2 separate regions of the Mus musculus genome follow, and region 2 is linked to region 1. Evidence: chromatin loops called from intact Hi-C (ENCODE). Cell type or tissue: left cerebral cortex. All regions are shown on one strand. Links, peaks and the distances in the headings refer to the core of each region. The heading gives the core; the rest is flanking DNA.

Region 1 (16,489 bases), core at 4,027-12,026:
AACCTCAATATGAAAAGTCCCTGGCAAAGCACTTGGTATACATGAATTGCTGCTATTACTCAAAACGTTAGATTTGTTCTCAGAACTATTAATGAGTCACTCACAAATTTGGACTCAACACCTCAATTAACCCAGCCTTAATCACTCACTTTATTCATCCAACTTGGCTGCAAATGCCTGCTTTCCTAAATTGGGTACTTGCTTGATGTATGAAGAGTTTTGACTACTGACTGGTTGTGAATGTATCTGTGAATGCTTCTGGCAATTTCCAGAAGAATAGCTCAGAAATAATTGACATTACAAGGAGCACCTTTGGGAGAATAAACAAATATTTCCTTGAGTTCAATTAGTTTGATAGTTACCACATCTTAGGGATTTATATTTTCTAATAAACATAGTATCAAGGACTTGCTTGGACTTATCAAGGATTTGCTGAGTGCACTGACTGATCCCACTTCATCTTAAACACATCAATAAAAAAAGAGATAACAGGAATCTTGTCAAGGAAAACCTAGTGGCCACTTCTCAAGCATGTTTTGGATAACATAATATCATTTGTTTTAGGATACACATGTGTATAATACTAAAAAGCATTTTTTTTCATGGTAGTCAGCTGGTTTTGCTATATACTGGTTCAAATCAATGTACATGCAATAACTTCTATCATTCAAGCAGCAATGCCTTGTTTACCTGTAATTATTATTTCTGAGTTGCACATGGGGCAAGAATAATGTCTTACAATTTAAAGAAAAAAATATCTCTTTTCAATGGCGGCTAACTAGTCAAATGTGAGTACAAGATCTCCAGAACATTTAAATATCTTCAATAATTTGCAATGAAATACGGGAAGAAATAAAGAAAGGAAAATTCATTTCTGTACTTGTGTGCATGCATGAATGTGTGTGCATGTGTCTGTGTGTCTGTGTGTTGGGACACATGATTGTAGAAGGCAGAGGCAGACACTGGGTAGATTCCCCTATTGCTGTTAACCTGGCTGAATCTGGAACTTACCAATCTGACTTGAGTGTCTAACCAGTGAGTCAAGCCCAGGGTTCCTCCTGTCTCTCTCCCCAGCACTGGGATTACAGGCACAAGGCACCACACCTGGTCTATTTCATGGGTGCTGAAGCTCTTAACTCCACTTCTTCCATTTATAGGGCGAGTGCTTTATGAGTGTAGCAATATATCCTACCCCAAGTCTTTATTCTTTATGTCATCCTTATGGTCTTGATGATTTTGACCTTAATAATAGGTACTTTTGTACATCTTGGGTTTGGAATATAAGTCAATGGTTACATGAATTACTAATTTAAGAGAAAAACTTGTTATCAAAAGCCCATTACGTTAAAAAAAATTTTAGGTTTTATGCTATTCTCATATATCTCATTTGTCTGACTTTCCCCAAATGTAGTTTATTTGATAGAAAAATTCAAGCATGGTATTTCTTTTCTAGGTTTTGCAAGTGTTGAACGTCTGTTAATCTAGATGAGTGCTACTTAGGGTTGCAAAGTAGTGTAGGTCATAGCTCTAGAATATATGTATCTTCTGCCAGAAAACCTAACTATGTTTCCTTCCTATGAATTCTACATCTGTGGAAGGAAAACAGCCCAGAAGTATAGACAACGCCAGAGGCTGATGTCTGAAAACCTCAAGGTCAGTTTTAGAGTTTGTCACTATCTACTTCAACAAACCACTTACTTCAATTTTCTCTCCCAGTGTTACTTCCTCATAGTGTTACTGTGAGAAGAAAATTAGATCTGTCATATTGACAGCATCATGTTCCTTTATTGGAATTAATAACTTTCCATGATCTGTGGCCAGGGGAGGGGCAGAAAGGAGTGTTTGTGCTTCATTTTCCTGTTTAAAAAAAAAACTAGACTGAGGGTGATTGTCCAAGAAAAATATATTTTTCTTCCTGTTATCCTGTTTTTCACATGCCTTTGTAGTCTACAGCCTCTCCCTTGATGATAATTTAATGCACTTTTAAATGCTTCTTCCATATCAATAACAAAAACATTAAACACAACCAGATGTAATAACGCTCCCCAAATGTCTTGGCAGCCACAGTAAATAGCTCCCTTGCTCCCTCTCCTGGTTCCTAAACCCAGGATAATTCCTGACAGATTTGTACTTGTGGAGATCATAAATTAAAGGTCATCCTATGTATCTCAACTGGAAAGTTTAAGGAAAGAATTATTCAAAGAAATGCTGAGATCGGCTCAGGAGACTCGAGTTTAGAAACAGTGCAGCTCACCTCTGTTCCACCATGCCTTGGGACATCATGCTTAATATGAAATATTTTATAACTGCTGACACTTATCGCAGAGCAAACTGAATAGAGAAGTGTATCTTCTACTAAGGACTTAGAACCACACTGATTAATAACATGGTGTGACTCACAGTGGAGCGCTATATATTATTCAGTTAATAAACAAAACAATTTGTCTATTTACAACTATTTATATTAGTTAAAAAGATGTTTGGAGTTCAGGACATAGGGAAGAAAAAGAGCTTGAGAGAGTCATTTTCAAAAGAAAAAATACCAAGTGTGACCAACATTTCAAACAATTTCTAGCATACACAAGTGATGAACAGAAAACATCAGTGTAGAGGCTTGACTTCAAGGAGATGAAATATGTACTACAGATCTACTCTCATGTTGAACTGCCACATCTTTTGGAGGTCTGCTGGGCCTGCTCACAAAAATCATCACAGATGAGTCTGTTAGTGGCATCCCTCATGTTAGTAAGGAGATGGGAGAGTCATGGAACCCTCACCTGAGGCTATAGATGGGGAAGAACACAGGGAGAAGGCTCCATCTACACATCCCTGGTAAGCTCTCATCTATACTGTGTGCAGACTTTCTGGTGTGGCTACTTTAAGGCTTTCTATTCTTCTAGCTGGAACATTTGCCCATCCCTCTCTGAGTCTGACTAATAAATGCACTGGTTTTCCTGGGTGAACTTTGATGGAATTCCACCTCAGTTACAATTTTAAGAGGAGAGGTTAGAAGTAGTTTACTTCCCTCTGAAAGGAATTTTAGCAACAGTGTAGAATCTTCACTTATTTAGTAACAGCATCCCTGAGTTTAAATTCAGAATAGTGATCAATATAAAAAGTCAGTTACAAGACTGTTAGCATTGCTATGACAGAGGTTATGACTTCCATCTCAATTATCCATAATTAGTAACACATTAGCTAAATTTGAAGTGTCTCTAACATTACATCATTTAAAGTGAGGCCTCACATATCAATTATACTCATAATGTATTAGGAAAAGCTAGTTTTTGTGCTTTCGATTCAAATATAAATATTCACCAAGGCCAAGATTAATTATGAGAGTGGAAATGTATGTGGGTCCCAGGGGTCAAACTCTGATCATCAGGCCTGGCGGCAAATACACGCTTTACATGCTGAGATACCTTTCTAGCTCTTGAACTATTCTGAAGGATAGCTTTTACTAAACTTTTACTATGGGACAAATGGCTACATGTGTTGAACGTAGAATGCCTTTGAAAGTGGTATAAGTAAATAATGACCATCTAATTGGGACATTTATGGTTGTTTTTTTTAAATGTATACTTTCTTGACAAACAGAAAATCTAAAATAATTTGGTTATACATTGATATTTGTATATATGTAATAATAAACACATATAAATATAAATATTTAATGTGCATATATAATCATTCACATTAATAAATAAATGTACATATGTGGATATAGGAATATGTATATAAAATTATTAACATCACTTTATTTATTTTATGTGTATGGGCATTTTTCTGAATTATATATATGCAGCATATATATATATATATATATATATATATATATATACCTGGTCTGGTACCTTTAGATGTCAGAAAAGAGTGTCAGGTCCTTGGAGCTGCTGTATGGGTGCTAGGAACTGAGACCCAGGCCCTCAAGATGTGCAGCCAATATACTTAACCACTGAGCCATCTCTCTAGGATCTGAAGGTCTCACTTGTAGAAATACATTGGTTTTTAGCAACAGAGAGGCTATGAAGATCTTTCCTGAGGACCTCAGATTGCATGGACCTCAACACCCTCACATCCTCACGCCTCTAAACAGCATACTTTATTGGCCCCCAAAATGTTTGCTCTGTTTTGGAAATATATTCAATGGTTTAAATATATTACTTTATTTATTTTATGCATTAGAGTATTTATTCTACTTCTAAATATTGCATTATTCTAGAGTGACACGTAAGTTTATTACATATTGTGTTTCATTCTACCTACCAATTTGTAAGGTAGATACTTGTATCACTTTAGAAATTTTAACATTAAGGGTTATTTTATTGTTGAACATAACAAATAATCTGCTAAGAATTAATATTTCCTGGAATCTGTTGCCAATCACTTGAATAGCTAGCGGCAATAGTATATGAGGTAATTTTACTAACATTAAACTCATACAAATATAAATGAACAGTTCTTAGCAATAATTGTGGGTTCAGGCTATATACTTTAATAAAAAGAAAATGAGTCAATCCATGGCCAACTACATAGTCACCTCAGAAAGAGACATATCTTTGTCCTTATGATCCTTATTATGGTGAAAAAGTGACATACAACTGTCACTATTATTTGACGCCATAACAATTTCAGTTGGAGTGAAAGCTAGTATATCCTCAAGTATAATCACTAAAATAATAATCAAGGATTTTTGGAATAAGCTTCATACATATCTTAATAACAACAGAATTTTGTACACATGTCAAAAATATTTTGAGGGACTATTTTACAGACAGGTTAAGTCATTTTATCCTTCATGTTAAAACGCCATTTTGGAATTTAATTCAGTACTGTTTGTGATTTTGTGACTATTTTCTGAGGAGGACCCCCACCATATTCAGGAAAAAGGATATGCACATAATGAGGAAATGAATGATTGCTTTGGTACTTTTCCCAAAATTCATCTTGGCAAAGAGATTTTTCACACCCCAAATCTTCACATCTGCAATTGCAAAATAACTAATTCGTTGCCAAGCCATTGTGCACATTCCAGGACCCCAGCCAAGATTTAATACTGGCATCATTAAGTAAAAACTATAGTAATGGTAAATACTGTACTTCCTTGCTTCATTTTGCCAATCGTTGATGTCACTAGTACCCTGTTCTTTAGGAAACTTAATTAAATTCTTTCATTCAGATAATCAACATTTGTGCTTCCAACCACTCTTTAAATAGAGTCCTTCTTTGTCTGGCAGCTGTGAGAACTTTGTAGCCCATCCTCTCACAGAAACAAATAGAGGAAAATAACAAAGTTCATTTAACACGCAGATAATGGAATCCTGTTTGTGAAATACCACCAATTGGCAGGGTGCAGTCCTGATCATAAAGCTTAATCCCCACATTGATTCGGGGCATGTGGGTGTCTGTCAGTGGCCTTGGTAAAGATGAGCTGACTGCTTCAGTGCCCACATCAGAATCATTTTCTTGTCCAGAGAGAGGATAGAGATCTTGCTAAACATACAGCTCTAAAATATCACCAAGCTATACATTTTAAATCATGGCTAATATATTATTTGCCTTTGCAAACAGTTGTTTATTCACTTTAGAGATTTTAGTAAAAAGATGTTAAACATGAATGTGTGTATGGGTTGTGTGGGTGTGTGTTTGTGTGTGTGTGTGTGTGTGTGTGTGTGTGTGTGTGTGTGTAGCATGCCATCACAGAAAAGATGCTTTTCAATTTGGTTGTTCAGACCATCCCTAGTATTCAATAAAACAATTGCATAAATTTAGCAAAAAAACAGCTATTTCCTTGCTCTCTCACTCTCCTACCTTCTTCTAAATACATGTTTACATATATGTACAGTTATATGCATTCATACATACATATGCATACACATATATATACACACGCATTCTCACACACATACACACAGATTTACACATATGCATACACATAGATACACACACATGTGCACACACACACTTACACACACATATGTATTCTTTTCAAGCCACAATGTTTATAACTGGTCTTAGGTTGTTACAGATATATTATTTATCTCCTGCTCACCCTGAATAATGCTGATATAAAAGTATTTTTAGAGACTTTTCATGTCATCTTGACTTTTCAAAATATTTATAAATATTTAAAATGTTTGAGTGGATATTGACCTTTGACCATAGAGTACCTTGTCTATTAAAATATGCTTTATTATTCTGTCACCTTATATATGAGCCCTCAAACCCAAATGCCAAGCATCAGAAAACATGTACTTATAAAATCTGCTCTCATAATCTACTGAATAGACCACTGGACTACAGGCAGCAAGATAATATCATGAAGTCAGACAGGCTGCTTGATATGCCTTGTGTTTTAGACAGAATAACTCTTTCACATGGACAACACACTAAAAATACTGGATAGCTGACATATACAGCTAACTCAACAAGATCCATGCATAATAATGTTAGAAAACCCATACCCTTCAAATACTCTTTTTATTTCTGTAGGAATATTTTTATTAGCTTACTCTAAATTAGCTACAGCTCCCACATTTTTGTTTTACCCTTTCACAGTCTCTTATGTTGGCAGAAGTCCCTTCTAACATCGGTCCAAATCTCTTTTCTATCTAGTGTTTGACTTCCCTTGCTGGCCTCCCGCAAGTCAAATAAAGGGCCACCGGCCATTTAATTATCCTACAAACATACTCTCAGTACCAAACATGTTTGCCATTCTCTAAGAGAAGGAAAATCTATTCTTCTAAATATAAAAAGATAACAAAATAACCATATACAGCAAGTATGCATTGACTAAATGTACTTGACAGTCTAGTCAGGTACACAAAGCCACAGAGCCATAAATCTCTAACCTCCTGGATGCAGAACTCCACACGGTGCTCTAGTTAATTAGAGTTCAGCATAGATATTTCTCTAGATCAAATCAGCAGTCATGCAAAGTGTCTTGTTCCGAGAGAACAAACCCACTGGGAATGAATAGAGAAATACTCTTATCGAGCAGTAGAACACACAGTGTTTTTATTTCTTAATGGAGTTTCTATTTCTGCACTGGAAGTCTGCAGTTCTGTGCTCCTCATCACGAGTGCCATTACTGAAAATGAAACTGCTCACTCTTATTTGAAGCTTTACCACAGCTCCCTCCCCACGTGCTTGTTTCTAAAAAGATAACCAAAGCTGCATACAGTGTGCCTAAGGACAATGTGTGGTCCTCACATTAGCATCCCTTTCCTAAGATAGGCACCGCAGCCACTCAGCCTATGTATTTTTACCTAGGCTTAGACTTTTAGCTCCCTGAGGATTTATGCAGCCCTCATGCAATGAATCTCAACAGACTCGAACAGATTGGGCATTGTAAGTAGGGCATAATACCATTTGTTACGAAGGGACCAGGCATATGTGATACTTTAGTCACAGAGCAGACAGGTCACTTTCTCACAATAAAGACTTGAAAATGAGAGGCCTTCCCATCTGTACAGAGGCATGGTGAGTCCTCTGCATCAGCCTTATCATCTTGTCAACATCGTATGTGCAAGTGAGAGTCTCAGTGTATTGCCTCAAGTCATGAGCAAGGCCAAAACAGGATCACTTTAGATAAATTAAAGCAATTCAAGGACAGCAAACTCTACCTGTTGGGTTAGAGTTACAAGCCACAATCATTTGACACCTTTTCTCCTACATGTTTCGTCACTAAGTAGAAAGGGAAAGATGGCTAAAGATACAAAATCTTCAAAGAAGCTTTATTTTCTGGCCACCAGGCCAAGGCACATTAAGGCACTGGAAGAAATGCAAAGTTGCACAGTAACTCTGAGTTTTTCTATCTACAGCGGAATTGGATATAGTTAGTGTTAGTCAAACAAATGCTATTTCCTATCCTCATGTGGGCAAGTCCATTTAGCACAGTAACAAAAGCTGGAAGAAGCAGAGGAGCCAGGAATGCTCACTCACTGCTGGTGAGAAAGTTAACTGGTGCAATCGAGTGGACTCCCCCTCTATGTCTGTGGCACATGAGTCTGTACATGGCCATACATAAGTGGCAGACTACAGACTCAGCATCATCCCTTCACTTCCATCTGCAACAATTGAAGCCCCTGCTTCCGGGCTTCACTCATAGGAAAATATTATATTAAACACGAGATGTATTTGACCAGAACTCACTCTCTCATACTTCTGCCAGTGGGAAGATAACCCACTCCCGGGAGTGACACATGCAGAGAGGGTTACCACACAGGGGAACGAAGCCCACTATAAACCTTCACTTAAGTAGAACCACCTCGATAAGAGTGACCTATACAGGCCAATTTAAGTCAATTTGCATACCTGGAAAATAAGGTGTTGCTGATGTACTACACCAGGACTCTATGGTTATTTCTTATACACAAATAACTGATACAATTCTGATGACTCCTGAAATATTTCTCTGTGCCTGATTTTTCTCTAAACTCCAACCACCCACTCAGTATTTCTAACATTTCAAATAGATCATGCCAGACACTGAAGTCCTGGTATTACTCTTCATCTTTCTGGCTCCTGGTAAGTGAAATTCCTACTAGCTACTTGTCACGAGGAAAAAAAAAAAAGATGGAGTTCTCTTTATTTTTATTGTGTCTTCCTACTTTCTTTCAGTAAGTCCTCTTTTTTTCAAGTTGTGAATAATTTTTTTTCTTGTTTCAGATCTGTTACCTGTGTCCAACTGCTATTATTTCTTCCCATGGCACTGCAGAGCCTCCTGACAGGAGTCACTAGCAGTGTCTTTATTCCAGTGACTTAGTCTTTATGAAGCAGATGGGATGTGACTGCAAGCATGCTGTGCCTTTTCTGACCCACTTAGTACCATTCCATCTGAATCCATTGAAGCCATGTGGCCACTGGGCCCAGAGGCTCTGTCTTCTCTGGATAGCATCACTTGCTCCTTTCCCTGTTCCGTAGCCACATTGTCCTTCGAAATTTCTTCCAGGGACAATGTACATTCTTGGCCGAGGCACTTTATTTTTTTTATTATTTTTATTAGATATATTCTTTATTAACATTTCAAATGTTATTTCCTTTCCTAGTTTCCCCTCCAAAAATCCCCTAACCCCTCTGCCCTTCCCCTGGTGCACAACCCACCCATTCTTGCTTCCTGGCCCTGGCATTAACCTATACTTGGGTATAGAACCTTCACAAGACCAAGGGCCTCTCCTCCTATTGATGACCAACTTGGCCATCCTCTGCTACATATGCAGCTAGAGACACATGTCCCACCATGTGTTTTCTTTGATTGGTGGTTTAGTCCCAGGGAGGTCTGGGGGTACTGGTTATCTTGTTCCTCCTTTGGGGCTGCAAACCCCTTCAGCTTCTTGGGTACTTTCTCTAACTCCTTCATTGGGGACCTTGTGCTCTGTCCAATGGATGACTGTGAGCATCCACTTCTGTATTTCCCAGGCACTGGCAGAGTCTCTCAGGAGACAGCTATATCAGGCTCCTGTCAGAAAGCTCTTGTTGTCATCCACAATAGTGTCTGAGTTTAGTGGTTGTTTATGGGATGGATTTCTAGGCGGGGCAGTCTCTGGATAGTCACTCCTTCAGTCTCTGTTCCAAACATTGTCTCTATAACTCTTTCCATGGGTATTTTGTTCTCCCTTCTAAGAAGGATCGAAGTAACCACACTTTGTTCTTCCTTCTTCTTGGGGTTCATGTGTTTTGCAAATTGTATCTTGGGAATTCTGAGCTTCTGGATTAATATCCACTTATCAGTGAGTGCATATCATGTGTGTTCTTTTTTGATTGGGTTACCTCACTTAGGATGATATCCTCCAGATATGTCCATTTTTCTATGAGTTTCATTAAAAAAAACATAAATTCATTGTTTTTAATAGCTGCATAGTACTCCATTGTGTAAAGGTACAACATTCTCTGTATCCATTCTTCTTTTGAGGGACATCTAGGTTCTTTCCAGATTTTGGCTATTATAAATAAGGCTGCTATGAACATAGTGAAGCATGTGTCTTTATTACAAGTGGAAACATCGTCTGGGTATATGCCCAGGAGAGGTATTGCTGGATCTTCTGGTAGTATTATGTCCAATTTTCTGGGGAACATTCAGACTGATTTCCAGAAAGGTTGTACTAGCTTGCAACCCAACCAGCAATGGAGGAGTGTTCTTTCTCTACATCCTTGCCAGAATCTGCTGTCACCTGAATTTTTGGTCTTAGCCATTCTGACTAGTGTGAGGTGGAATCTCAGAGTTGTTTTGATTCATTTCCCTGATGATTAAGGATGTTGAACAGTTCTCTAGGTGCTTCTCAGCCACTCATTATTCCTCAGTTGAGAGTTCTCTGTTTAGTTCTGTACCTCATTTTTAATAGGGTTATTTGGTTTTCTGGAGTCCAACTTCTTGAGTTCTTTATATATATTGAATATTAGCCCCCCATCAGATTTAGGATTGGTAAAGATCTTCTCCCAATTCGTTGGTTGCTGTTTTGTCTTATTGGCAGTGTCCTTTGCCTTACAGAAGCTTTGCAATGTTATAAGGTCCCATTTGTCAATTCTTGATCTTACAGCACAAGCCATTGCTGTACTGAAATTTTTCCCCTGTGCCCATATCTTCAAGGCTCTTCCCCACTTTCTCCTCTATAAGTTTCAGTATCTCTGGTTTTATGTAGAGTTCCTTGATCCGTTTAGACTTGAGCTCTGTACAAGGAGAAAAGAATGGATTAATTTACATTCTTCTACACTCTAACTGCCAGTTGGACCAGCACCATTTGTTGAAAATGCTGTCTTTTTTCCACTGGATGGTTTTAGCTCCTTTGTCAAAGATCAAGTGACCATAGGTGTGTGGGTTCATTTCTTGGTGTTCAATTCTGTTCCATTGATCTACCTGTCTGCCAGTGTATCATGCAATTTTTGTCACAATTGCTCTGTAGTATAGCTTGAGATCAGGGATGTTGATTCCATCAGAGGTTCGTTTATTGTTGAGAATATTGTTTGCTATTCTAGGTTTTTTGGTTATTCCAGATGAATTTGCAAATTGCCCTTTCTAACTCTTTGAAGAATTGATTAAAGTCTCAGAAAGATCAGGAATTCAAGGCCCATACCTAACCATAATAAAAGCAATATACAGCAAACCAGTAGCCAACATCAAACTAAATGGAGAGAAACTTGAAGCAATCCCACTAAAACCAGGGACTAGACAAGGCTGTCCAATCTCTCCCTACCTATTCAATATAGCACTTGAAGTCCTAGCCAGAGCAATTAGACAACAAAAGGTCTACAGATCAAAAGGATACAAATTGGAAAGGAAGAAGTCAAAATATCACTATTTGCAGATGATAGGATAGTATACTTAAGTGACCCCAAAAATTCCACCAGAGAACTCCTAAGCCTGATAAACAGCTTCAGTGGAGTAGCTGGATATAAAATTAACTCAAAGAAATCCGTTGGCCTTTCTCTACACAAAGGATAAATGGGCTGAGAAAGAAATTAGGGAAACAACATCTTTCACAATAGTCACAAATAATACAAAATACCTTGGTGTGACTCTAACTAAGGAAGTGAAAGCTCTGTATGATAAGAACTTCAAGTCTCTGAATAAAAAGAAGAGCTTCATTTTAGAAAGTAGAAGAAAGTTACCAAAAACAGCTTCAGGGTGGCCTTCTCACTCAGCAAGATACCCACACCTCTGAGCTCAGAAATCAAAAGGTGACTTTAAAAAACCCTTTGTAACATTGCAAGTTGGTCAAACAATACAGGGAGTGGAGAAGTAAAGAAAGCCCCTATCCCACCCCACCTCTTGAACCACTTTTTTTTAACCAAAAACAGAAAAGACAAGAGGGTGGGGCAGAACGAGAAAGCAGGAAAGTAAAGTGAAAGAAAGCAAGTTTGTTTCTAGTAATTACTTTCCCAGTAGGGGGAGAAACGGAGATGGAAGGGACATGGGTTTCATCTTGGGTGGTAAACATTATCTTAGGCGAGTCCACATGCAAGGTGCGCCGTTGCCTACTAATTTAAAGCAGGCGGGTGTTTGAGCAGTTGCCTTGGAGGTGAAAACGCCCAGCCACCACGCTGAGATTTGTCTCTTCTTCACATTCTCTCAAACTAGCAAGAGAAAATAAACAGGGTCTCAAACGTGGTGCTCAGCTCTTTCATTTAGTTTTAAGACAAACAGCCTGGAACCTACAGCTGTGTGTGACTCAGACCCACAAAGCAGGAAACTTCAAAAGCGCTTCTTGGTTCTTTCAACTCTATAGAAGCAAATTGATGAGACTGCTCTCCTATTATTTAAAGCCTTCCACTCTTTGTGGACCTGACATGACCTTTGTGCACTGGAGGAGGCTGAGGCCCCCACAAAAGAGAGAGAGGGAGAATTCACTCTGCAGCAGCAATTATAGAGCTTGATGAAAACAATCACCAAAAAAAAAAAAAAAAAAAAAAAAACCCGACAGGGCAAACACATCCTTGTAAATTAAATTGGGTAAACTGAACAACCACAACTGACTTGACTCGTCTTTGAGATTCCTGGTTTTCAAATCATGTCCTTTATTAGCTGGTATACATGTACGTATATATGTATGTGCAAATGTACATGTATATGTAGAAATATATATAATAATGAAGTATTGGAGACAAGATTAATTACAAGAGTTGATTCTAAGGTATTTGAGTTGTGTGATATTGCACAGTTCTGTGGGAAATAGTCTGGAAATGAAAAGTTAGTCAAACATGAGTGTTCTAACCTAGAAATGACCTGTTAAAGAGCACTTCCCAAGAAAACTACGATTATAATGAAATCCTTTTTTTTTCCCTCTTTTAACTATTTTTACCACGTTTTTAGGATCATGAGGTTACTAAAATTTTAGCCAAATGATACACTTTTCAAATTTACTAGATGAATATTATCATGGTGACCATTAGAGAATTTAAGTTATTGCAGACAAGACTTCCTGTGGGAATAGCTAGGTTTATAGTAACAAACTCGAGCTGTGTAACCTGCATCTTCTTTCTCTTTCCATCGTTGTGAAAGCAGTCCCATGAATGTGGCAGCTGCTCTGCCCTGCCCTGCCCTGCCCTGCCCTGCTCTGCTCTGCTCTGCTCCACTCCACTCTGCTCTGCTCTGACTTGAATGCTGGTCTGTCTTGAGAATGGATGGTGGCCGGGTTTCTAGGAACCAGACAATAGCCTCAGCGAGCCATCCTTCTGAGCAATGCCTGCCTCTGGCTCTGTAGTGAGGCTGCTTGGTAACAGGATTTCTAGAAAGTTCTAAGAATTGCAATTTAAAGAAAAGGAAGACAGGGACGTCTTTCCTGTGGACTGGAAGCTAGTTATTTCTCACATATGTTATCTTTTTAACATTTCACACACGGGCCGATATGAGCATGTGATTCATCCATGTAAATACAAAGACACAGATGTACCAGCAGATGAGACTGTAGCCTCCACAGCCACGCTGAACAGAGATGCCTTTGTAATGGACATGAAGTCCACAGTATCTTTTGATTGTACTACCACCATCTTTCCTTAATTCAATGGCTCTCTATTACCTGCTGTGATGCTTCTTATAAAACCCATAGTGCTTTGTACAGAACAATTCACAAGATGGATGTCCATTATCTAGCTATTGTGGAAATGTTCTTTCAGAATTAAGTGCGTTTCCTTCTGCAGATGTGAGGGGTTTATGGGGCTGAGGGGAGAAATGAAGGTAAGAGGGAAAGAAGGGCAGTCTTATGTAGCTCACCGTGTTCTTTAGCTATCGGCAGCTCTTCTTTTCCTCAGTACCTATGAAGTATATTTTCCATCTTTATCCTTTTAAATTCTGAGCACTACAAACAACAAGCTTACGGAAAACCTGAGAGCAAATAGTCAAGCAGTACAGAACCTGTCATTTTATTTCTGCATTCAGAGAAAAAGTATGAAGTAACACCTTGTCCCCTTGAGGAAATTTCACTCTTCTGTAATCTATAAAGTAAGTCACAATAAAATTATTTATAATATTAATTTTACTTATTGAAAGCAACACTAGTAAAGTATAATAAGATGTGAAGAAGCAAAAACAAATTATTAATATATTCTGGGTAACTCCAATTAACTATGCAGACCCTTGGCCACTTTCCTTGAAACAATGTAAGACATTCTATTTGGTTCATTCTCTGCTAAGGGGATGGTTGTCTACTAATTATAGATGTCTCTGATTGGCAGGATTAGTATAGCAAAAATGGCTATCTTGCTGAAAGCAATCTACAGATACAATGCAATTCCCATCAAAATTCCAACATAATTCTTCATAGAGTTAGAAAGGGCAATTTGCAAATTCATCTGGAATAACAGATTAATTGTGGCTTCATAGAACAAATTGTTCCTTCTGTTTCTATTTTGTGGAATTAATATTAGGTCTTATTTGAAGGTCTGATAGAACCCTGCACTAAACACATCTGGTCCTGGGATCTTTTTTTTTTTTTTTTTTTGGTTGGGAGACTATTAATGACTGCTTCTTTTTCTGTAGAGGTTATGGGACTGTTTAGATTACGTATCTGATCCTGATTTAACTTTGGTACCTGGTATCTGTCTAGAAAATTGTCCATTTCATCCAGGTTTTCCAGTTGTGTTGCGTATAGGCTTTTGTAATAGGATCTGATGATTTTTTTGGATTCCCTCAATTTTTGTTGTTATATCTCCCTTTTCATTTCTGATTTTGTTAATTTGGATACTAAGGATTTATCTATTTTGTTGATTTTTCTCAAAGAGCAAGCTCCTGGTTTGGTTGATTCTTTGTATAGTTTTTTTGTTTGTTTGTTTCCACTTGGTTGATTTAAGCCCTGAGTTTGATTATTTCCTGCTGTCTACTCCTCTTGGTTGTATTTGCTTCTTTTTGTTCTAGAGCTTTTAGGTGTGTTGTCAACCTGCTAGTGTATACTCTCTCCAGTTTCTCTTTTGGAAGCACTCAGAACTATGAGTTTTCTTCTTAGCACTGCTTTCATTGTGTCCCATAAATCTGAATATGTTGTGGCTTCATTTTCATTATACTCTAAAAAGTCCTCAATTTATTTCTTTATTTCTTCCTTGACCAAGTTATCATTGAGTAGAGTGTTGCTCAGCCTCCATATTTATGTGGGCTTTCTATTGTTATTGAAGACCAGACTTAGTCCATGGTGATCTGATAGTTTGCATGGGACTATTTCAGTCTTCTTGTATCTACTGAGGCCTGTTTTGTGACCAATTATATGGTCAATTTTTTCAAGAAAGTACTATGAGATGCTGAGAAGAGGGTATATCCTTTTGTTTTAGGATAAAATGTTCTATAGATATCTGTTAAATCCATTTGTTTCATAACTTCTGGATTTGTGGAAAGATATTGTGGAAATTTGTTTTTGTCATAGAATATCTTGGTTTCTCCCTCTATGGTAATTGAGAGTTTTGCTGGGTAGCCTGGGCTGGCATTTGTGTTCTCTTAGGGTCTGTATGACATCTGCCCACGATCTTCTGGCTTTTATAGTCTCTGGTGAGAAGTATGGTGTAATTCTGATAGGTCTGCCTTCATATGTTACTTGACCTTCTTCCCGTACTGCTTTTAATATTCTTTCTTTGTTTTGTGCATTTGGTGTTTTGATTATAATGTGACAGCAGGAATTTCTTTTCTGCTCCAATCTATTTGGTGTTCTGTAGGTTTCTTGTATATTTGTGGGCATCTATTTCTTTAGGTTAGGGAAATTTTCTTCTACAATTTTGTTGAAGATATTTACTGGCCCTTTAGGTTGGGAATCTTTGCTCTCTTCCATACCTATTATCCTTAGGTTTGGTCTTCTCATTGTGTCCTGAATTTCCTGGATGTTTGGGGTTAGGAGCTTTTTGCATTTTGCATTTTCTTTGATGGTTTACTAGGTTTTCTTTTTTATTGTTTCTACTTCCATTTTTAGATCCTGGATCATTTGTTCAATTCCTTCACCTGTTTGGTTATGTTTTCCTGTAATTCTTTAAGGGATTTTTGTGTTTCCTCTTTAAGGGCTTCTATCTGTTTACCTGCGTTCTCCTGTAGTTCTTTAAGGAAGTTATTTATATTCTTCTTAAAATCCTCTACCAGCATCATTAGATGTGATTTAAAATCCAAAACTTGCTTTTCTGGTGTCTTGGGGTATCCAGGACTTGCTGTGCTGGGAGAACTGGGTTCTGATGATGCCACCTAGCCTTGCTTTCTGTTGGTAAGTTTCTTTTCTTTCTTTTTTTTTTTTTTAATATCCCTACCTCTTCAACATAGTACTTGAAGTCCTAGCCAGAGCAATTCGACAACAAAAGGAGATCAAGGGGATACAAATTGGAAAAGATGAAGTCAAAAATATCACTATTTGAAGATGATATGATAGAATATATAAGTGACCCTAAAAATTCCACCAGAGAACTCCTAAACCTGATAAACAGCTTCGGTGAAGTAACTGGATATAAAATTAACTCAAACAAGTCAATGGCCTTTCTCTACACAAAGAATAAACAGGCTGAGAAAGAAATTAGGGAAACAACACCCTTC
Region 2 (16,489 bases), core at 4,965-12,964, 240 kb after region 1:
GATCCATATAGTAAAAATCGCTATCTTGCCAAAAGCAATCTACAGATTCAATGCAATCCCCATCAAAATTCCAACTCAATTCTTCAATGATTTGGAAAGGGCAATCTCCAAATTCATCTGGAATAACAAAAAACCCGGGATAGCAAAAACTCTTCTCGAGGATAAAAGAAACTCTGAGGGAATTACCATGCCTGACCTAAAGCTGTACTACAGAGCAATTGTGATAAAAAAAACAAAAACAAAAAACAACAACAACAAAAAAAAAAAAACTGCGTGGTACTGGTATAGCAGACAAATAGACCAATGGAATAGAATTGAAGACCCAAAAATGAACCCACACACCTATGGTCACTTGATCTTTGACAAGGGAGCTAAAACCATCCAGTGGAAAAAAGCAGCATTTTCAACAAATGGTGCTGGCACAACTGGCAGTTATCATGCAGAAGAATGCTAATTGATCCATTCCTATCTCCTTGTACTAAGGTCAAATCTAAGTGGATCAAGGAGCTCCACATAAAACCAGAGACACTGAAATTTATAGAGGAGAAAGTGGGGGAAAGCCTCGAAGATATGGGCACAGGGGAAAAATTCCTGAATAGAAGAGCAATGGCTTGTGCTGTAAGATCGAGTATCGACAAATTGGACCTCATAAAATTGCAAAGGTTCTGTAAGGCAAAAGACACCTTCAATAAGACAAAAAGGCCACCAACAGATTGGGAAAGGATCTTTACCTATCCTAAATCAAATAGGGGACTAATATCCAATATATATAAAGAACTCAAGAAGGTGGACTCCAGAAAATCAAATAACCCCATTAAAAAAAATGGAGCTCAAAGCTAAACAAAGAATTCTCACCTGAGGAATACCGAATGGCTGAGAAGCACCTGAAAAAATGTTCAGCATCCTTAATCATCAGGGAAATGCAAATCAAAACAACACTGAGATTCTACCTCACACCAGTCAGAATGGCTAAGATCAAAAATTCAGGTGACAGCAGATGCTGGCAAGGATGTGGAGAAAGAGGAACACTCCTTCATTGTTGGTGGGATTACAAGCTTGTACAACCACTCTGGAAATCAGTCTGGTGGTTCCTCAAAAAATTGGACATAGTGCTACCGGAGGATCCCACAATACCTCTCCTGGGCATATATCCAGAAGATGTTCCAACCGGTAAGAAGGACACATGCTCTACTATGTTCATAGCAGCCTTATTTATAATAGCCAGAAGCTGGAAAGAACCCAGATGCCCCTCAACAGAGGAATGGATACAAAAAATGTGGTACATTTACACAATGGAGTACTACTCAGCTATTAAGAAGAATGAATTTATGAAATTCCTAGGCAAATTGATGGACCTGGAGGGCATCATCCTGAGTGAGGTAACTCAATCACAAAAGAACTCACAGGATATGTAGTCACTGATAAGTGGATATTGGCTCAGAAACTTAGAATACCCAAGATATAAGATACAATTTGCAAAACACATGAAGGTCGGGAAGAAAGAAGACCAAGGTGTGGATACTTTGCCCTTCTTGGAATTGGGAGCAAGGCATCCATGGAAGGAGCTTCAGAGATAGAGTTTGGAGCTGAGACTAAAGGATGGACTATCTAGAGACTGCCATACCCGGGGATCCATCCCATAATCAGCCTCCAAACGCTGACACCATTGCATACACTAGCAATATTTTGCTGAAAGGACCCTGATACAGCTGTCTCTTGTGAGACTATGCTACGGCCTAGCAAACACAGAAGTGGATGCTCACAGTCAGCTATTGGATGGATCACAGAGCCCCCAATGGGGGAGCTGGAGGAAGTACCCAGGGAGCTGGGGGAATCTGCAACCCTATAGGTGGAACAACAATATGAACTAACCAGTACTCCCCCCCGCCCTGCTCAGGACTCGTGTCTCTAGCTGCATATGTATCAGAAGATGGCCTAGTCGGCCATCAGTGGAAAGAGAGGTCCATTGGTTGTGCAGACCCTATATGCCTCAAGACAGGGGAAAGCCAGGGCCAAGAGGTGGGAGTGGGAGGCTGTGGGGGACTTTTGGGATAGCATTGGAAATGTAAATGAAATAAATACCTAATAATAATAATAAACAGTTACAATGTCGCAATTCAAACATCTGTTTCCTCTTGTTCTTAGAACTGTACTGTTCTTTCCAGGATGCCACACAGCAACTAAATTACCTTAATATATCTGTCCTGTTTCACTAGCTTGTGAAAGGTATGTCTTTTCCATTGAGACTCACCTCATCTCTCCAAATAAAAGGCACACAGTACTTGACACTTGTGATGCTGTTATGCTTTTCAGAACATCTGAAAGAGTATTTACAAGGATTTGTTTTTTTTATTTTATGTATCTGTGTTTTGCCGGCGTGTGTGCCATGGGTGCCTGCAGAGGCCAAAGAGACTAGAATCCTCTGGAATTGGAGTTATAGATGGTTGTAAGCTGTCATGTAGCTGCTGGTAACTGAATCAAGATTCTCTGCAAAAACAGTGAATGCTCTTAAGCACAAAACCATCTCTCCAGCCTCCTAGGAGAGGATCTTTGAATTTTCTCCTTACAAAAAGTAAGAAAGATACAAATGTTAGAAATAGTAAGCATTATGATTTGATTGTTATACAAAGTAAGTATGTTGAATCACCACACTGCAGCCTAAAAATACATGCAAGTATTTATGTTGAGTTCTTTAATTAAAATAAAACGAAACCTGCATAGTAGCCTTTCCTGCAAAAACAGACCACAAATTCTACAGTACAAAGCCCACTGCTATAGCTTTGTTCTTCAGCCACAAGAACTTCAGGGTAAAAACCGGGTGATCGCAGGAGAATGTTGAGATGCCCAGCTGTGACTATGGTCCCCATTTAGTAACAGAGCAATTCTGGATTAGTATGCTTAGTCTATTTTAAATCTTCCCCATTCTGAGAGTTGTATAGAGTTATTTGCAAACTGACATACTACAAATACCATATACTGTCTTCACTGATGTATGGCCACAGAGAATGTTTGTACACAGAGGACTTACATGGACCTGCTTACAGAACAAAGCCCTTTGGAGGGACCCTTGTGCTAAAGGAGCTGTACAGACTACAATTCCTTTTATTTTAGACGGACCCTTCCAGACTTGATTTCTGAGCTCAGAAAGCAGACACCTTGTTCTCTTTTCTCCTACCCCCACCCTGACTCTTTTCCCATAATGCTCCTCCTTGCTCACATCCTTCTTCCTCACTTTCTCAGCATTTGGCTAGTTAGTCCTGATTTTTTTCCCCCATCCAGGTAGCACAAACATCTTTCCAGTGCTTCCAAGTCTACCGTTAAGGTCTACAAATATTCAAAATCCTCTGAGATAGAACTGTATCTCACTATAGTCCATTTCATTTGCATTTTGGCTTGTGTATTACACTTTTTTCTCAAAAAAATCATTTACACCATAAAAGAGATTAAGGGGGTCCCTTAGTGAAGGCCAGTACAATACCTGGGTCTCACTTCTAGGTTAAAACTCTCCACTGTTCGGTTTTGGCTCCAAAGCCTAAGTGTCTTCAAGTAGGGATGCAGCCGCATTTGCACAGCATCCTCTGTGCATCTGCTACTTGTTCACAGAAAGAGAATAAAATGGGAGGAAGATGGATGCAGGACCAGATGGGTGAACTGCCAAATCAGTTCATGTAGTCACCATCCCAACTTTATGCCATTTAGTGTCTCTAATTATAGGTAGAGGAACCAAAATCGGGATATAAGGTGTTTGCTAGTAAGAACTGGTCAATTTCTATATTTAATAAGAAAAAAAAAGAGTAGGTTATAACATGACAGACAGATGAAAGCTCCTGACAATGGTCCACCTGACTTCTATTCAGTACATTCCTCTAATTCTCGTTCCACACTGCAGCTTTCACTGCACACACATTCTGGTCCTAGAGAAGGTAAATATAAAAATTCAATTGTGTACCGTCCAATTCTCGGTGACTACTGAATTCCCAGTGACTAAGAATGGGGATGTACTTGTGACCCAGGGTAAAGCCTGGCCCCTGGCCCCTGGCCCCTGGTCCAAGCACTACTCGCCAGATTCCTGGGTTTGTTTTCTTGAGAGGAGCTGCTTCGTTTTACTTTTTTAAAAAATGAGACTTTAAAAATAAGAAACTTTGGTGAATCTGGTAGAAACTAGCATTTATCATGCATGTTGTATGTCCCCCTACTGTATTACATACCTTTGGGGCTGGAGGTTTTTAAATGTCAGTGGTTTGTTTAACATCATTTGGCTGTTAAACTGGAGGCCTCTATGCCTAAACTAGTAATATACCTATTTACAAGAGAAGTTGACCCTCTGGAATAAAACCAAACAGTTGTAAAGCCATCCTGCTGTCAATCAAGATAGCGATTCCCCAAGTGTATGACCTGGATCAAGATGGCCTCCTTCCACATGTGGGACTCTGACGTGTTGCCTCCTGTCCCGATAGTAACTGTGAAAATGATAATTATTTGAAGCAGAAGATCTAGTTTGGTGTCAAAGTAGTAGCTCAATTCCTGTCTAAACCTTGATTAGCCTCAGTTTCTCAGTAGTGAATCTTCTAAGCAGGACAAACTGCCTGGCACCTCAATATTACCAGTAGAGAGGTTAACTTCTCCCTAAAGTGTTTTCCTTATTACTTCCCATCAGTATTTGTTCTCTCTTTCAGAATTCCTCATTTCACTAACTCACCTTCAAACCATCACATCAGACACACTTTTGTATTAAGAAATTTAAAACAAAACAAAACAAACAAAACACTACTACCACTCAGAGTACAACACTGATGCTGCCCATTGCCTTCATGAAAACCTGTAAGTAGCATACTTCTAGCATCACTCTGATGTTGGTCTATAGTTTAATCTACAGAGTTTGCCTACTTCCAACATCATCTTGTGGTCCCACACACTGGCATGCTCCACCCTAGGAAAGATAAACTCCACATACTTCCAGCAATCCTGCCTCCCAGCTGTTGAGAAAAGCAGCTTAGTGGCCCAAAGATAGCCTTGAAAGGGCTACATGTGGCAGCTGTTAATGGCAAACTGTCAGCAAAGTTGGAAAATGGTGTTTAGATCTAGTAAAGGACATTTAAGGCCTTGTGGGAGGAACAGCAGCTGTACCCATTCCTGGATATATTTAATGAATTAGGAACTGAGAGACTAGGATTCAGACTTACAGCCATGCCTCATTTATCAAAAGGGGAAAACAAAAATCATTTCAGGAATTACCAAGGAATATTTTTAGTAATATATATTTTAGTGTTTTTATTGACACGTTGAGTATAATAACTTTATCGTGATATTTACAAGTTATTCTTGCATTTTTCTGGTTCTTTTTTTTAATAATTTTTTTTCACTTTATCTGCACAGGTGTCCTGCTTGCATGTATGTCTGTGAGCCATATATGTGCATTGCCCACGGAGGCCAGAAGAGAGTATTGGATCCCTGGAACTGGAATTGCACACAGTTAGCTGTTAGCCACTGTGCAGATGATGGGAATCAAACCCAGGTCATCTAGAAGAGTAGCAAGGACTCATAAGAGCTGAACCATCTCTCTAGTCCCTGTTTTTTCTGGCTCTAATTAATGTCCTTCTATAAGAAGCATTATTGAAATATTTATATTCTATTCAGGACAGTCTCTTTGGTTTTATTGTGGAACACCAAATTTAAAAACAACAGAGCAGCTGAGCTCGCATATCACTGACCTCAAACCTACTTAGTCTGTAAAAACCCTGAGACTCTGCTAAGAACATTTTTAACTTGAAGGATGTTGAAATGATCTATTTCTGTTCACCATTAAGGGATGTGTGGGATTTGGCATTAAGACGTCTATTATTAAAATCTTCCTCCTTGCTGTGGTATTACATGGTATGCCTGTAATTCTCTGACCTTAGGGTAGAGCACAGACCAAGCTAAAACCTGGCAAATGAGTGAAGTTAGTTTCAAAGACAGAGAGTTAAATTGAATCCAAGAGGCAAAGAAGAAATCAAGGGCCAAAACAAAAGCCAATTGCTGTGTCCGGCTGGCAGACTCTAAAAAATGACTACGTTCATGCAAGCTAGACAAAAGCCAGAGGTAGATGAGGCGGTAGCAGCCAGGGCTACAAGAAGACCTTTAATTCTGCTAAAGAACATCTTGGTTACTCTGGCAGGAAGGGAGGTTTGCAGGCACTGTCTGCCCTAGGATATGACAGCCCTTGTACTTACCCATTGTTGGAGTGAACTTTGTATTGCTCTCAGCAGTAATACATGGTCGTTCAAGCTCCTATTAGGGCAATTCAAGGGAATGCACTCTACCTAGAGTGCAAGCACCTCTGTCAATCTCCCTGAGGAATCCCAAGCTGAACCCTGTCTAAATACTGACTTCTTGATGTTTTGCTTTAGCTTAATATGACTATTAAGCATCATCTGTTTAATAGGCCAAGGGAGAATTTTCAAAAAGTGTTCATGAGAATGTAGGTCATGTCATCCCTGTTTCTCGGTGACTCAATTATTTGACATTTACTTAATGCTCTTTGAATGACAACAGTTGTGCCAGCTGCTGGCTGAAGGGGAATTTTCCAGCCACACTTAAATAGACTGTTTATCTTCATTAGCTCTTTGTTAGAACTCATTCTGGGCAAACATGGAAGCTACCATTCATTTTATGCTATAGTCCTATTCTTGTCTTGTGTAGTTCTAATGTCTACTCAATTATTTATTCTGTGTTTGTTTCCTTTGATATTCAAACTTTTGATTATACTAATGTTTTAATACATCAGTAAAGAACACATACTAGTTTTTAAAAAGTGCAATGTTTTTATGTTCTCTATGTTTAATTTGGAGCTACTATATAATTACAGCTTTTTTGTACACCAGAAACAATGGTAACTCAGTCTCTGGGTACAACAACTAAAACCTTGTCTTGTAAGCCCTACTAAATCTGAATCCTTCGGTGGTAAATTCTGACAGATTCACCATAATATCGGGAAACTGTAGCAACTACATCTTGCCCTTATGCTATCCCTGTTCCGAAAAGACCTAACTCTCTCCTCTACAGCTCATTTTTAATGTACATTTTAATATTTGCTAGTAAATCTGTTAGGAAATTTTGGGTAGTCAGAATGAAAATGGCCCTATAGGATCATAGAGCCTGGCACTACCAGGAGGTGTGGCCTTGTTGGAGGAAGTGTGTCACTGGGGTGGGCTTTAAAGTCTTAGAAGCTCAAACCAGGCTCATTCTCTTCCTGATGCCTGTGGATCCAAATGTAGAATTCTTAGCTACCTCTCTACCTGCATGCTACCATGTTTCCCACCATGACAATAATGGGTTAAACCTTTGAATTGCTGTGTCCAGCTGGCAGATTCTAATAAATGAATGAGTTCATGGAAGCTGGACAAAAGCCAGAGGTAGATGAGGAAGTAGCAGCCAGGGCTACAAGAAGACTATCCACCTAAGACAGCCCCAGTTAAATGCTTTCCTTTATAAGAATTTTTGTGGCCAGGGTGTCTCTTCATAGCAATAGAAAGCCTAACTAACAAGTTTCATATCAACCCAGGTGCCCTTGTGGGCAAAGGTTGATGATAATTATCTTTGCTGGAAAAACAGGAAACTCTCAGGAGTTGTCCTTGAAGGTAAAGATAAAGAAGATAGCAATTTCTCTCTATAGCATTTACTATTCACAAATGTATGAGTTTCTGAGAATCAATCTCTGGGCTTTCGTATGCTAGGTAGACTCTACAACTGAGTTATAATCCCCAACTCCGTCTATACTTTTTTGCACACTTAACAGCATCTATATTGAATTCAATTTTGTTTATTGATTGTATAAGATGTCTGAATCCAGAGCATTACACTCCCAGTCCCCATTGAGGGGTGTCCAATCTTTTCACATTGTGACATGACATTGTCATCTACAAATGCATTGATTGGGTCATATCATAGCCATTCACCTTCACCTAAGCCTCAGGGTGAACTGCCTGATCGAATGAAATATATTCTATCACTGCATGCTTATATATATATATATATATATACAAGTTACTGACGGCAGAGATTTCTACTAAAAGGATAAGTGAGGGTTAATAGGGTTCTGTATGTAGGCTTCTATGGATTTCCACCTTTTAGAAGGTACTTATCTGTACCTATGCTAGAAGCCACCTACTATTCAAGGTGCCTAAGGTTCAAACAAACTTTAAAAAGAAAATATATTTCCAGAACTGGGGGGAGCAGGGGGGGGGCATTAATTACAAAGTGCCCTGAGACTGAGGTCAAAAGCCAAAAACCTCAGTATTGCCTTAGAGAACTCTTCTACACTCCGTTTGCAATATATTTACCTTCTTAGCTAAGAACATCCATAAATAAAAGAGATATTCTACTCTCCGTGGCATGTCGTTGAATACACGGCACCTTCCCAGCAGCCCATCTATTATGTCTGTGAGCTTATTATACACAATGTGCTGCTGACTGCATACCGCTCTTCTGACTTCACTCACTTCCGAGGCTCGATATTTATTCTTGTCTTGTCATCAGATGTCCCCCTCTGTGCTCTAAGAGTTGTCTGAGACCACCATACAAGTTTTAGCCTTTCCTAGCTACATGCCAGAAAGAAGACCTCTCAATTCTGTCTACAACTGTCTCTCCAACCTGTTTCCATCAGTTTTCTAAATCACCAATGAACATGCTGATGTTTTTAGCTGGCTTATAACCTCTTACATCCAGCAGATGTCCTACAAAGGCAAGAACTTGGTCCCAATTCCTTATCCTAGTACACAGTAACAAATGCTCCAAAAACATAGACTGAGCAAGTGTGTAAAGGTTTTATAAACACTGGTTCATTTTATCTTCCAAATAACTACATGAAAACATCTCAAGAAACAAATCCAAAGCATTAAGAAGTTAGCCTGACCTACTGCGACCAATCATCTAGGCTGCACAAAGTTGAAGCTGTAGCCTTGGTGTCTATACGTTTCTGTTTTAGCGTCCCTTGAACTGTGTGTTAGGGTTCTCTCATTGTGAAAAATACTTGAGATCAACCACTTAAGGAGGAAAGTTTACTCAGGCTCGTGATTTCAGAGATCCAGTCTATGCCTCTCTGGCTCTGGTGTTTTGGGCCTGCGATGTCACAGTGCTGACGGTTTCTGTTCACCTAATTTTGGCAGCAATCAGGGAAAGCTGAACCACTTTAAGGACAAACTGCCAATGTCCTACATCCGTTCCAGTAGACCTCACCTACCAAAGGGTTCCCTCATCCTAAGAGTGTCACAGGCTGCTGGCCATACATTTAACAGGAGCCACTGAGGGAACATTTTCAACCCTGAGAAAACTAATTTCACTAAAAGATGCTGCCGTTTTCCCAGCAAGCAAAGCTCAGTCCAGCCTCCATTTCTTTAAAGAAACATACCTAAGTAGATGATTTCCACTATCAGCATTCCTCCAGACTTAATCCCCTCTCCGCTTCTGTCTACAACAGCCGAGCTATGCGACACAGACATTTCTCCACTATCAATGCCATCCCCTTGTTCTTTGAGTTGATCTCTCTGTTATCAGTGACTTCCTCCCTCCTGAACTCTTCCAACATGATGGCAGGAAAGGGTTAATACTTAATTCTTCTGTGGAAATCAGTCCATGACTTACCCACATTTCAACAAAACTTGAACTTCTTAGCTTTGCATAAAACCACCCAAGAAGGCTACTGCCTTCTGCCTTCCCACCCCTTTCCATTACTGTCTCGCTGAGACCTACACAGAATGCCTACAACACTGGTCCTCTTCCAACTCCCTGCCTTTGACATGTTCCCTCCCTCTGGATGTATTTACCCACTTGTCTGCCTTAGTCACATCTCACATCCTTGAGGACCCATGCATGATAAATGCATCTTGGGTTTAAAAGGCTTTACCTATCTTGCCTACACAGACAGTGCTAGGTTGACTGATTTTTCTCTGCTCTAGACTCTGATTTAAAAACAAACAAAAAACAGATCTACCCTCAACCTGAGTATGTTGACAATATGCAGTATTTCCAATCATTGTTTTACTGTTTGTGTTTTCGTAATTTTTGTTTCACTTTTGAATCTGACAGTTCAGAGACTTATGTGCCTTTATAATACATGAACTATTATAGCTATTGCAGGAAATGATGGGCTCTCTCACAGCAGCGCCCGCAGCCCAGCATGGCAAACATGACAAGCCTTGTCCACCCCTCTTTCCTCCTTTTGTTAAACCATTAGATTACATTCCTAAAGTGAGCCCCCAAGGTCTATTCCCTTTGTTGGCCACTGACCCGTTCCTGAGATTGATCTCCAAGGTCCAGCTATCAAAATTCATTATTGGAGAGCCTGTTCAATCAGGACGTACCAACTCACCCTAGTGCAGACTTCCCTTAAATGTGTTTCTTTCTGCAGAGAAACACATGCTGCTTGCTGCCTTTGTCCAATCCAGAGGCAGCTCCCCACATGCTTTTACTACTCCAGGGTAGTAAATCTCCTTTGTTCTGAGAACTTAGTGTCTGGGTAACTTAGTATCTGGGTGTGTTCTGTAATGACTCTGAGGCCCCTTACCGGAAGAATACATCAAAGAGAGACATTTTTTTTTCCTGAACATGATTGTAATCAAATGCAACAAGCAAGTATTGTACCATGGATGCATTAAAGTGTCAGTAGTTACACATAGTGCTGACTAACTCTGTAAGAGAGCTGGTGTATCCCCTCCTGCATTAGACTTGTCTCCAGACAGCTTCATAGCACTGGTCTGGCACCGTGGAGGGTACAAATATAAATGAGGCAGTCTGCAACCCAATGAGAGAGACATCGTTTTTTCCAAGGGAATGAACATGACTTCATTTGACTCCACATGTATGATCTCATTTGTCTTTTACTCTTACTTGATCTGTATTTTCAGGTAACACAGAATTGCCTCCTATCACTGATCCCTTTGTTTTGCCCTGAGCTTTCTTCTTAAGGCCTATTTATTTCAGGAAGTTTAGAATTTGAAGAACAAGCCCACATTTAGAAATTCAGTGGGTATTTAAATATATGCTTTGATTCTTTTAAGTCTTGTTGTTAAATAATAATAATAATGAATAAATTCCTGGGCTTAAGCCTTTTGGAGAAATAACTTTTTATCACCCTATCTATTTTATAGATCTCTTAATATTTAGTTGTTGCCCACCCCACCCCCACCGCCCTTAGGCAGGAATTCCTCGAGAGCCAGGGTAGCACTAACCAGCTGATCTGCTCAGGAAACAGAGTGCTTGCAAATACAAAGAAAGGTAGAATTTTTTTCTTGTGTGCCTTGAAGAATTATTTTGCCTTCCCTTTGTCCGAGTTTCCATGGAAACTCCTCTCCTGGAAATGAGCAGTTCATCAGAGCCCTCATCCTGAATGTAAGCAGAACACGGGGCCGATGCTGTGATCTATTTTAGTGCAGTCACGGCTTGCAGAAATCTAGGAATAATTATTATATGCATAAGGGGGTCAGGCAACATGAAAATGAGCATAAATGGGAAACAATGGCTTGGGTGGCAGCTTTAATCTTCTTGTTGCCTTTGTGTAGATGTAATAGGGTGAAATGTGCTTCTTACTTGTATCTCAAACAATGAGCAGCAGGCAGCAGAGGAACCCACGGATACCAAATCAGTCCGTACCTGCACGAGCCTATCAACATCATGACAGTGAAAGAAATTGTTTCAAAATAGCAGAAATGGACACAGAAATCAGTTTGTCGTCTACCGGAAAACAACTTAGGAGAAAATCCACTTTAAATGGAGATACAAGTAGCAGAGATTATACTTTCTGTTCTGAAAGGTTTGGTTAAGAAACCCCATGATGTATTTGAGTTGGAATCATGAAGCAAGACTTCCCATCTTCCCTGGGGGCTGGGGGGTGGGGCAGGGGATGTTACAAGATGGTGCTATGTAATAACAGGTATCTTAGCCTGGTGCTATATATAGCTCAGTGGTACAGCACATGCTTGGCATGGAGAGCCTGACTAAATAATCAACAATCAAAACAGAAAATGCATAGATACACACTAGTATTGAATATACTGGTATCTGTGTATCCCTGGAGTTTTCTATAAAATCACAGCCGTTTCAGATTTCTTCTGTCCTACGTCAGTCATGTTCTAGCTATGGAAATTCTCTAAGTTTCTAAAACTATACAGCTCCATTTGGTCTTTCCTTCTTCCTCTGTGAATTCAATGCTAGTATTGAATGCATTTTTCCAGGAGTCTCATTTCAGGAGAATTCTGTTGGCTTCTACTGTGATGACATCACTCTGAGGTGGAAGGAATCACACTTCCTCCTGAGCAAAGAACTGAGAGAGGGGGGAAAAGGTATCACCCGTACATGATCTTCAATCTCTCAACTCTCTGGAAATACAAGCATTCATAGTCTTTAGTTAGTTAGTTGTTTAGTTAGTTGGACTTAACCAGAATGATGAGTTTTGAAACTGTAGAGGCAACCTGTTGGCCACTCACACCACTCATCTGTAAACTTTGTATACTCTGTATACTTTGTAAACTTGGCAAACCCCCATAGCAAGAAATTGGACAGCCCCCTGCCTAAGTAGCTCCAGCAGCCAGCCTCCCTCTGCTAGACCTGTCATAATGCCCTTTCTACCCTCTGTAACTGTCACAAGGTTATCTCCAGCCCCTCAATAGGACCTTCTCCAGATTATGCTAATTTTTGGTAAAAGTCTCAGCAAGAGCTACCAATCCCTGAATAAGAAAAACCCACCAATCCTTGAACATTCCACAGATACCCACCAATCCCTGCGCTCTCCCAAGCTTAGGACTTGAAATCTCACCAATCCTCACCCTGGAAATCTGTGCCCTGGAAAACGCTGCCCCCTAAAAAATCCTTGATAAGCTCTGCCCTTTGTCCAATTACCTGCTGTCCGCTCCCTCCTGGGAGCAGAGGCAGCCACTCCTGGATTTGTCTCTCCACACCCTGGACCCACCAATAAATCTCTTGTATGAGATTTGCTGCTTGGTGTGACTCTCTCATCAAAAGAAGCTTAAAGCCCAGCACTTGAGTTCGAGGCCAGCCTGGTGTACAGAGTGAGTTCCAGGACAGCCAGGGCTACACAGAGAAACCCTGTCTTGAAAAAAAAAAAAATGAAGAAATGAAGGGAAGAATAGAACGAGCTGGGCCAAGGCCTCTGAGCTCCTCAGCTCAGCTGGTCTTATTCTCCCCTAGAAGCTATAATACTGAGGAGGCTTCCTCTCTGAGCTCTGTGGTTCTTGGGCTGCCGTGTCTCAGGATGCCCTTCTATTGGGACACCTTCTCCCTTCAGAGCTGTGTGTGGTTCCTGGGCTTCCGGTAATCTTCTCATCCAAGCAGAAAGGCCAAAAGCCTTGCCTTTTCATTGTCAACAACAAAGGACAGCTTAAGGGACCGGTCTTTAGAACGCTTGTGAAACATGGTACAAAACATCTTATGCAATACGAACAACACATCATCCTGCAGAAAGCAATGTTCCCACGTCCCCAGATCACTCTGGGGGTGACAGGACTGCCTGGCCTTGTCATTTTAGGGAGGACAAGTGGTATGAGGATACAAGGTCTGCCTTTTCTCTTTCTGTTCTCGTGACTTAGTTCACTTCCAGTTTTACTGAGCTCATTCCATATTCCAAGTGTAGTAAGAGGTTGTCTATGTGAGAGTGAGTCAAGCACACACTCCACCCTCAGGTTGGGGGTGGGGAGGGTGAGACACAGCAATGGACTCAGAAGCAAGGATGCTCCTCCCACAACCCTCCCCAGTCTCTTCACACACAGGCAATAGCTCTGCTTCTGGGAAATCGAGTAGAAATTACAGGAAGCTTCAATGATGTATAGACTCTGGCAATCGCTTGCCTACACCCCCTAATCCATTTCATCCCATACTCTCCAAATTTATCTAACTCAGCCTTGAGCTATAGATACAGATTAAATAGAATTCTTGACTCTTGGCTTCTCAGCTCTAGGCAGGAACATTAATAAAAATGAAGATTGCCTAATTACTATAAATTTTGCTTTTGAAATCCTAGAAACTTCAAAAAGATAACTTTCTTCTTAATACTACCAGAATCTATGTATGTCTTTTGCTACTCTTTTGAATTTCGCCTTACTCTGTATCCAAAACTTACCTGTGTCCTCTCCTGAGCATGAGTCCAGGAGACACTTAAGAAAAACAGTGGTTGTTTTGTGTGTGTTTGTATGTTTGTGTGTTTTAACATGATTGTTAAGAAATGGGCTTTCTAATCAGATAAACTTGGAAAAATGTACTCACTTGATCTACATATCAGAAAACCATAATCTGTAGTTAAAGTTTCTGGAAGTCTTAAATATTAAAATGCAACTAATTTTATTTAAAACTTTAGTTCCTTATTATTTAGTCAAAAAACTCTGATATCAAAACAGTTTACTCTAAGAAATTAGTTTTCATGGAGCACAATAAGTATAAACTGATGCCTGTGTATACTTGGATAAAAACAGAAATTTCCTCTCCCTGCACCTAAAACCAGATGGATCATTCATGCAACAAGTGTTTATTGAGCATGTGCTATCTACCAACACTTACGCCCACTCTCGCCTATGACTCATCCAGATCTCAGGGATCTTGTGAGCCTGTAAGGCACAGTGTGGTGAGAATCCATTTAGTTCGGAACTCTGTCATGGGAACATTCTTTCTAGTAACCAGCTCACAGCATTGGCTTCACTGATGACCAACCTCATGCTCCATGTCTATTTCTGGGATTGATTGCACCGTGCTTCAAACACATCGCAGGCTCTCCTTTGGTTTCCTTCACAATTTACCTGATTGTGACAGCTCCCCTCTTCCGCTGTCAACCACCAAGGCCTCTGGGGAAGTGGGAGGAAATCTCTGGGGAAGAATGTTTTCAGCCAGGTCCTAACACCTTCTTCTAGAATGTATCGGTCCCATCCAACACCCACCCCATGCTATACTACATATTTCTTTTCCAAATTTCCATAATCTTCTAGAATGTATCGGTCCCATCCAACACCCACCCCATGCTATACTACATATTTCTTTTCCAAATTTCCATAATTTATCATGTAACTTGTATATCTGGCTCCCAAATCCAAGTCATTTCAAATTTTCTATTCTAGACCAATCAAGTCATTTCAAATTTTCTATTCTAGACCAATCAAGTTCTAGCTGAAGAAATTCTCCCTTCCATTGCTTTCTGAACTGTGCAGTTTTGTTTTTCCAGTCTCCCTTCACGTGCTTGCTTTAACTACATTTCCTGGAATGGAGTCAATGCTCAGGCACAGTGTGGGTGCTTGGTCTTTCTCTGCATTTTCCTTGGCATTTCATTTACCATGAATGCTTCAGCTATAATAGAGAATGTAATCAAGTGTTGAAATATGACTTAGCTTTCATCTTTGCTGAAACAAATTTGTGAAGACCAACTGTCTTAGTCAGAGTTTCTATTCTTGCACAAAATATCATGACCAAGAAGCAAGCTGGAGATGAAAGAGTTTATTCAGCTTACACTTCCCACATTGCTGTTCATCACCAAAGGAAGTCAGGACTGGAACTCAAGCAGGTCAGGAAGCAGGAGCTGATGCAGAGCCATGGAGGGATGTTCTTTACTGGCTTGCTTCCCCTGACTCGCTCAGCCTGCTCTCTTATAGAACCAAGACTACCAGCCCAGAGATGGCACCACCCACAAGGGTACCTCCCCCCTTGATCACTAATTGAGAAAATGTCTTACAGCTGGATCTCATGGAGGCATTTCCTCACCTGAAGCTGCTTTCTCTGTGATAACTCCAGCTGTGTCAAATTTACAAACAAAACCAGCCAGTACACCAACTGCGAACATTCTGAGCAGACATTTTAAGAAGCCGTACTAGACACCTGAATAGCTTCTATGTGTTCATATGAACTGGGAAAAGAGAAGGTGTTAATCACTCACAAACATCAAAGGCAAGTGGATGTCAGGATGTAAACGACGCTTGATTTCTTGTAATTAATTTGAATACAAACATCTCAAAATAGATAATACATTTTCCCACAAAAGACATAAAACATTTTCATTCGTTAAGTGAACTTTAGATCCTCAGTCAAAACTATTTTCATTATTTTGTCTACCTGCCTAGCCAAATGGTAGCATCATCTCAAAAAAATATTAAATTGAATACTAGAAAACTACCCCCAAGATTGAGCCCATCATTATTTCAACATGGATGGGGAAGGGGCTCAAGAGGCCTCCTTCCTTCCTGAGGGATGGACAGTTGGCAGTCACTGGCTTCAGGGAGAGAAGGTGTTACTTTCTCCAGTGGTATAACCAGTGGTAAGTTGCACTTAATAAATAATAAATAAACTTCCTTCCCTTAGGCAAGAAACTCTAATTAAATTTAGTGGATTATCTCCACAAAGATCTGAAAGTATGAGGGTCACTTACTGGAAGAAGAGGGGTTTCCCTGGAAGACAGGGGGAAGTGGTAGGAGAGAATAATAAAGGGTTAAAAAGCAATTAAAATTTATCACTTGCATGTATG

The links. Peaks named below come from ENCODE experiments on the same cell type or tissue, not always from the same donor. Only the 100,000 strongest peaks of a DNase experiment are listed, where the experiment ranks them.
Region 2: it touches region 1 in a loop (2.3-fold over the local background); 2 of 42 quality-filtered maps call a loop at or near these places.

Annotation. Positions count from the first base shown.
Region 1 is chr12:39,729,299-39,745,787 of GRCm38, forward strand. No RefSeq gene overlaps it. Among named protein-coding and RNA genes, the nearest start is that of Gm24434, 120 kb to the left of the region's middle. In left cerebral cortex, for the core only: no CTCF peak of the experiment used is centred there; DNase peaks (open chromatin) are centred at 7,224 and 7,885; H3K27ac peaks cover 1,164 bases.
Region 2 is chr12:39,964,695-39,981,183 of GRCm38, forward strand. No RefSeq gene overlaps it. Among named protein-coding and RNA genes, the nearest start is that of Gm40399, 22 kb to the left of the region's middle. In left cerebral cortex, for the core only: no CTCF peak of the experiment used is centred there; DNase peaks (open chromatin) are centred at 9,762, 11,407 and 12,236; H3K4me3 peaks cover 197 bases; H3K27ac peaks cover 2,231 bases.